2 separate regions of the Mus musculus genome follow, and region 1 is linked to region 2. A link is a contact called in ENCODE POLR2A ChIA-PET data. All regions are on one chromosome and are shown on one strand. Each heading gives the region's core, a stretch centred on a gene start or an enhancer-like site at or near the end of the contact. The rest is flanking DNA. Distances are from core to core; before and after follow the strand shown. Region 1 holds the start of Zfp707 (zinc finger protein 707). Region 2 holds the start of Gfus (GDP-L-fucose synthase).

Region 1 (2,700 bases), core at 126-2,625, 39 kb after region 2:
ACAATACGGGGTCTGACTTCTATCTCCTGGCATACCTTTAACACTCCTTTTAGAATACTACCACCAGCTATACCTCCCTTAAGGTCATCGACTTCACAGCCAGGTTTGTTGACATCAGATGGACTGATAACAATGAGATGGGGCTCTGAAGTAAAGTCTCTTGGGGCCACTGGTATTTTCTTCACTATATACTCACAGACAACTTCAATATTATACTTCAGTTGAGCAGAAATTGGAATAATTGGTGCCCCTTTCTGCTATCGTTCCTTGCACAAATGCGAGATTTTGCTCATATTGTTCCTTAGCCTGACTTTCTTTTACCAGATCAATTTTATTCTGTAAGATCAAAATATGCTTGAGTTTCGTGATTTCTACAGCAGTCAGGTGTTCGGGCCAAGGGCATGATTCATTACTAGCTATCAACAGAAGAGCTGCATCCATCTCTACTGCACTGTTCAGCATCGTAGCCATCAAAATATCATGGCCAGGACAGTCAACAAAGGAAACATGTCTGACTAATTTGAAGTTCCCTTTGGCCCCCAGAATGTATGTAGGAAACTTATCTGGTGTACTGCTTCCACATGATCTGGTCTAGGACAACTTGAGTCATCAAAGTTTATAAGTCTTAGCATGAGCATGTCCAAGCTTGATGGTAATGTTTCTTTCTAGCTCATTTTTGAATCTGACAGTGTGAACTCCAGAAATAACCTTCACCACGGTGGACTTCCCATGAGCTCCATGACCAGTTGTAACAATATTAATTGTAGCTTGTCTGCTGATAACTTCACGTGAAAGTGGTGTCAACTTGGTAACATCCCCCAGCCATCTTGCTCAGAGGGGAAAGGACGTATCTTCCTTTCCATCTGCTCAGCTATCTTATGGTGGGACGAAGGCTGCCTAAACTAGAATTAGAATTACAAATAAGTTTGCATCTTTCAAATTAAATTTGGCATCACAGTGGCCTAAGGGTCCAGTGACCCCAATGAACAAAGTAGGAAATCCTGACCCATGCCACTAACATGAAGCAAACTGGCAAACATCAGTTTAGACAGCCATAGGACAAATTCCAAACAAAGAATGTTGATGGTTCTGGCTGCTTGAGAACTGGAGATAGGTTCTCTGGGGCATGGACATTTCTGATTTGAAGCCAACATGGTCTACAAAGAGAGTTCCAGAATAGCCAGGGCAACACAGTGAAACCTTGTCCCCCAAGCCCATCAAAACAAACACCTCCTTCCAGTGGGCTCAGGAACACACGAAAAAAAACCCACAGACCACCCATATCAACGGAAGGGCTGGGCCCCTGGGGGCGGGCTCGCGCACACTTCCGCCCTTTTATCTGGCCCCGCCCTTTAAGTAGCCGGAAGACGCTTCTGATTGGCGTATTTCCGCTGGAGAGTTGAAGTCAGTGCGGCGCGCACGGGAGTTGACGTTTAAAGGTGCAGGAGCTGGGGAATCCGACGGTGGTGCTGCTTTGGGTTGCTCTGCTCCGCGCCACTGCGCTTGCGCTGAAGCCGACCCTACCCCCGGCATCCCCCGCGGCCTTCAGATGCGCCGGCGTCTTGCTGCAGCTGCTGCTCTCGGCGAAGCTCGACGAGAGCGCTGCTTCCGACGGGGCAGCGCTCTTCCCGAGCGAGCTAACGGCGATGCTCCTCCGGTGAGCTCGGACCCTCTACCCCCAATCCCTGGCCCCGCGCCCACCTGGGTCCCCTTGGCACGGGCGCTCGGGTTTCCTGCTTCTGGCAGGTACCGCGCTCCGGCGGTCCTAGGGTCTCAGTCTGGGTCTGTCTGCTCCTGCTTTCCAGGACTACAACTTTCTGTTTTAGTGTTTCCCACACTCCCTGCTCTCCGGCCTTGAAGTCCAGCCAGGCTTGTGGCACCAGTTCTGGTGTTCAGATGAGAAATATATATTCTGGTTTTATCATGCAGAGTTTGTGGTTGGCAGTCACTACCCAGACCTGTGTTTCCCGAGCTTCGGGTCTTCCAGGTGTGTCCCAATTTGCAGCCTTGCTAGTCGAGTATAGATAAGAATGCATATCAGCACAGTGTAGGTGGTTGGTTAGTTATGTCGCAATGTCACAAGGTTGAATGCCTCTAGGCGCAACTTTTGTGATAGCTGTTAAAATAATTTATAGCCTGACTGGCCTCAACTTGTGCTGACCCCTTTGCCTCTGTCACCTGAGTGTTAAGATTAGTTAGGTTTTTTTTTTTTCTCTCTCTCTTTTAAAATGTTATCTCTTAGCTGGGCAGTGGTGGTGCACGCCTTTAATCCCAGCACTTGGGAGGCAGAGGCAGGCGGATTTCTGAGTTCGAGGCCAGCCTGGTCTACAGAGTGAGTTCCAGGACAGCCAGGGCTACACAGAGAAACCCTGTCTCAACCCCCCCCCCCAAAAAAAAAAAAAGTTATCTCTTTCTATGTTAATTTTTAGAAGTGATTCTAGATACTAGTTCTTTGGCAGAAAACGATTTGGAAATTCTTTCTCTGTTGCTTGCCTTTTAATCTTTCTTTAATCTTTCTAACTCCCTTTTAGAATCAGAAACTCTCTTGTTGGTTTCATTAAATGTTGTTTTGTTTGGCTTGCTTTTTAACTATCCCAAACGGTCTTTGACATAGCTTTTTCGTCAAAGTTGGTGTAATGGTTAATTTCTCAACTTGACGCAATCAAGTAATTTGGGAAGAATGTTTCAAGGGATTATTTA
Region 2 (2,700 bases), core at 90-2,589:
CAGCGAGATGGATGACGTGGGTGGGCTGTACTTTCTGGAAGAGTGCTTGGGTTTGGGCTGCATCCCTGAGGGAAGCCAGGATGTCAGGGGAGGGCTAGGGAGGCCTGAGGAGATCAGGAGTTTGAGGCTTGGGCAGTGAGTCTAGAAACTGAATGGATCCATGGCTGGAAGGGCAGCCACAGAGACAAGTAGCTAAGTTCAGAGCTTTAGCAGCTGTCGGCTGGGAATCCCGGAACTACAGGAGGATGTTTACTTAAGAGCACAGCCAGCAACTACAGCCTGTCACCTGGCAGGGAGGACCCAAACTCGGGGTAGATTACTTCTAGGCTCAGGAACAAACCCGGTCAGGGTATTATTCTGTCTGGAAAGGGAACCAAGAGGAGGAATTGGGTCTGAATATGGTCGCAACTTACGTCAGATCTGCATCTTTGGAGGAGACAAACACCCATTCCTCTCCAGGTAAGCCGGCCCCATCTGCAACCACCTTCTGGATGGCTCTACCCACCAGTCCAGAGCCCCCTGTCACTAGGATCCTCATGGATCCATGGGGTTCGCCCATTATGGTCTGCACCTGGAGGGCCAAATGGTGTAAGCTAAGGAGGATACAGGATGTGCCATTTTCCCTACCCCATTCTCCTTGGCCAATGGCAGCAGGCACAGAATCAAAACTTCCAAGGAGGAGCGACAACAGGCTGACAGACACACCCAACTCTGTTCCCCCAGGAAGTCCTTTGCCCTGGGCATTATAGCTTCCTGCTGGCCGCCATCCCAAACAAAGTAGCTTGGTTCCAACCCATGACCCTACTAGGCAGAGGAAAGGTACACCTCATCCCTACGACTGCAAAATTAGGGCTGGCAGGTCCCTGCACAGATCATAGCGGCTGCTTCTCCCCAACGTTCACCCTACAGACAGACAAGGGGCGGTGCTCGTACTTGGAGTCCCGTACCCACAAATGCTGAGCTGATAGCCTACGGTCTAAGAAAGCCTAGTAGTTTAGGGCAGGGTGCACCGCTGGACGGCCTCAGGACGCTGGAATTTTTTACGGTTTCTGTAGGGGGGCTCTGAACCAGCCGCATGGCTCCACCGTTACCAAGATGAGCAAGGGCCCGGGCCCCAAACCCCTTGGTTCCCGACCCAGCCCAACCCCACGTAGACCCACAATGCGAGACGTACTCTTACGGCCCTGACCAGCCTGCGAGATCCCCGGTTTGCTGCGCCGAATCCAACTGTAAATCTCACCTGCGATGGGTTCCACCAGCCCAAGAGCTACTTCCGGTGCACAATTCTCCAGCTATTCCCGGTTCAAGTGGAGGGGGGCGAGACCCTCCCGGGGAACTCTGGGAAATGGAGTCTTTGTCACGCGCCAGTGAGGCGCGGGCCCTTCTGGGAAATGTCTTCTGGGCCTCACGGCCATCTGGGAAACCGAGTCCTGTGGGCGGGGCGGGGATGGTCCCGTCTCACCGCTGGAACTGCAATGCAGAGGACAAGCTGCACACCTAGACACACTCTAGTGGTTAAACGGACACAGGTCCCTCAAGGGACTAGTGGGCTGGCAAGGAATCTCCAGTTCTTATCCTGCAAGGAAAATCATTTCCCATTAGCCGGTCTGCGTGTCTGAGTGGCCAGGCGCCTGGCTGAGCCAGCATCCCTTACCAGTTGTGTGTTCCAGCCAAGAGTTCACACAAGACTCGATTTCTTTACCTAAATTGAGTATTTTAAAGCAGTGAATAAAATCTCTTCTACCTCGACAACATCTTAAAGTGTGTTTCATAATGAAAAATTAAAATATCAGCCAATGTTGGAATGGTGTTTTTAAAGGTACTTAACTCCAAGCCTGTTCGTCTGAATTCGATCCACTCGGATCCACTTACTGGAAAGCCAGAACTGACTTCCACAAGTCGTTCTCTGATTTTCACGCTCACACTGTCCCACACATGTACCCATACATAAAAACTAAATAATGTATAAAAAAAAAACCTAAAAAATATTGGTTATGAGGAGGTAAGTAGGACAGCAGATTATTCAGTTTAGCTAAGTTTATATGTCTATCAACTGTGATAGTAGTGTTAATTTAAAAATAGAGACACAGGCTTAAGAATACACACACAGAGTGTGGGAGAGCACACTCTACCTTTAATTCCAGCACTTGAGAGGCAGAGTCAGGCAGATCTCTGAATTTGAGGCCAGCCTGTTCTACAAAATGAGTTCATCCCCCTGAGCCTCTTCTAATTTTTTTAAATCTATTTATTTTATGTATATGAGTACACTGTAGCTGTCTTCAGACACACCAGAAGAGGGTGTCAGATCCCATTACAGATGGTTGTGAGCCACTATGTGGTTGCTGGGATTTGAACTCAGGACCTCTGGAAGAGCAGTCAGTGCTCTTAACCGCTGAGCCATCTCTCCAACCCGCCTCTTCTCATTTTTATGTCTTTTAAATGACTCATTGAATTTAGTTAGAGTTTGCAATTGTGGACCAGAGTCTAGTACAGCTGTTACCAGCCCCTTCCAGTGTTGAGGAATAATTCTATTTTGAGTAGCCCAGTTACTTAGAATTTATTCCACAAAAGACAAATTCATCCCATATGAAACCACAGCCTCTTTAAAATGCCTCAGATCTATCATTTCTTTTTATTTTACCTTATTTTATTTTTTTTTATTTTACGTGTACGCACTGTAGCTGTACTGATGGTTGTGAG

Evidence for each region. ChIA-PET counts read pairs that join two places held with the same protein, here RNA polymerase II (POLR2A).
Region 1: POLR2A ChIA-PET joins it to region 2 with 21 read pairs in embryonic stem cell. The contact joins the promoter of Zfp707 here to the promoter of Gfus in region 2. POLR2A ChIA-PET finds 5 or more read pairs at or near these places in 2 of 5 experiments (Patski and embryonic stem cell).

The regions. Positions count from the first base shown.
Region 1 is chr15:75,967,748-75,970,447 of GRCm38, forward strand. It overlaps Zfp707 (zinc finger protein 707), which reads left to right and starts at 1,376. Exons shown (of 4, transcript NM_001347040.2): 1 at 1,376-1,657. The coding sequence starts at 1,550. It also overlaps the pseudogene Eif2s3x-ps1.
Region 2 is chr15:75,928,479-75,931,178 of GRCm38, forward strand. It overlaps Gfus (GDP-L-fucose synthase), which reads right to left and starts at 1,340. Exons shown (of 11, transcript NM_001357005.1): 1 at 1,241-1,340; 2 at 414-571; 3 at 1-65. The coding sequence starts at 559.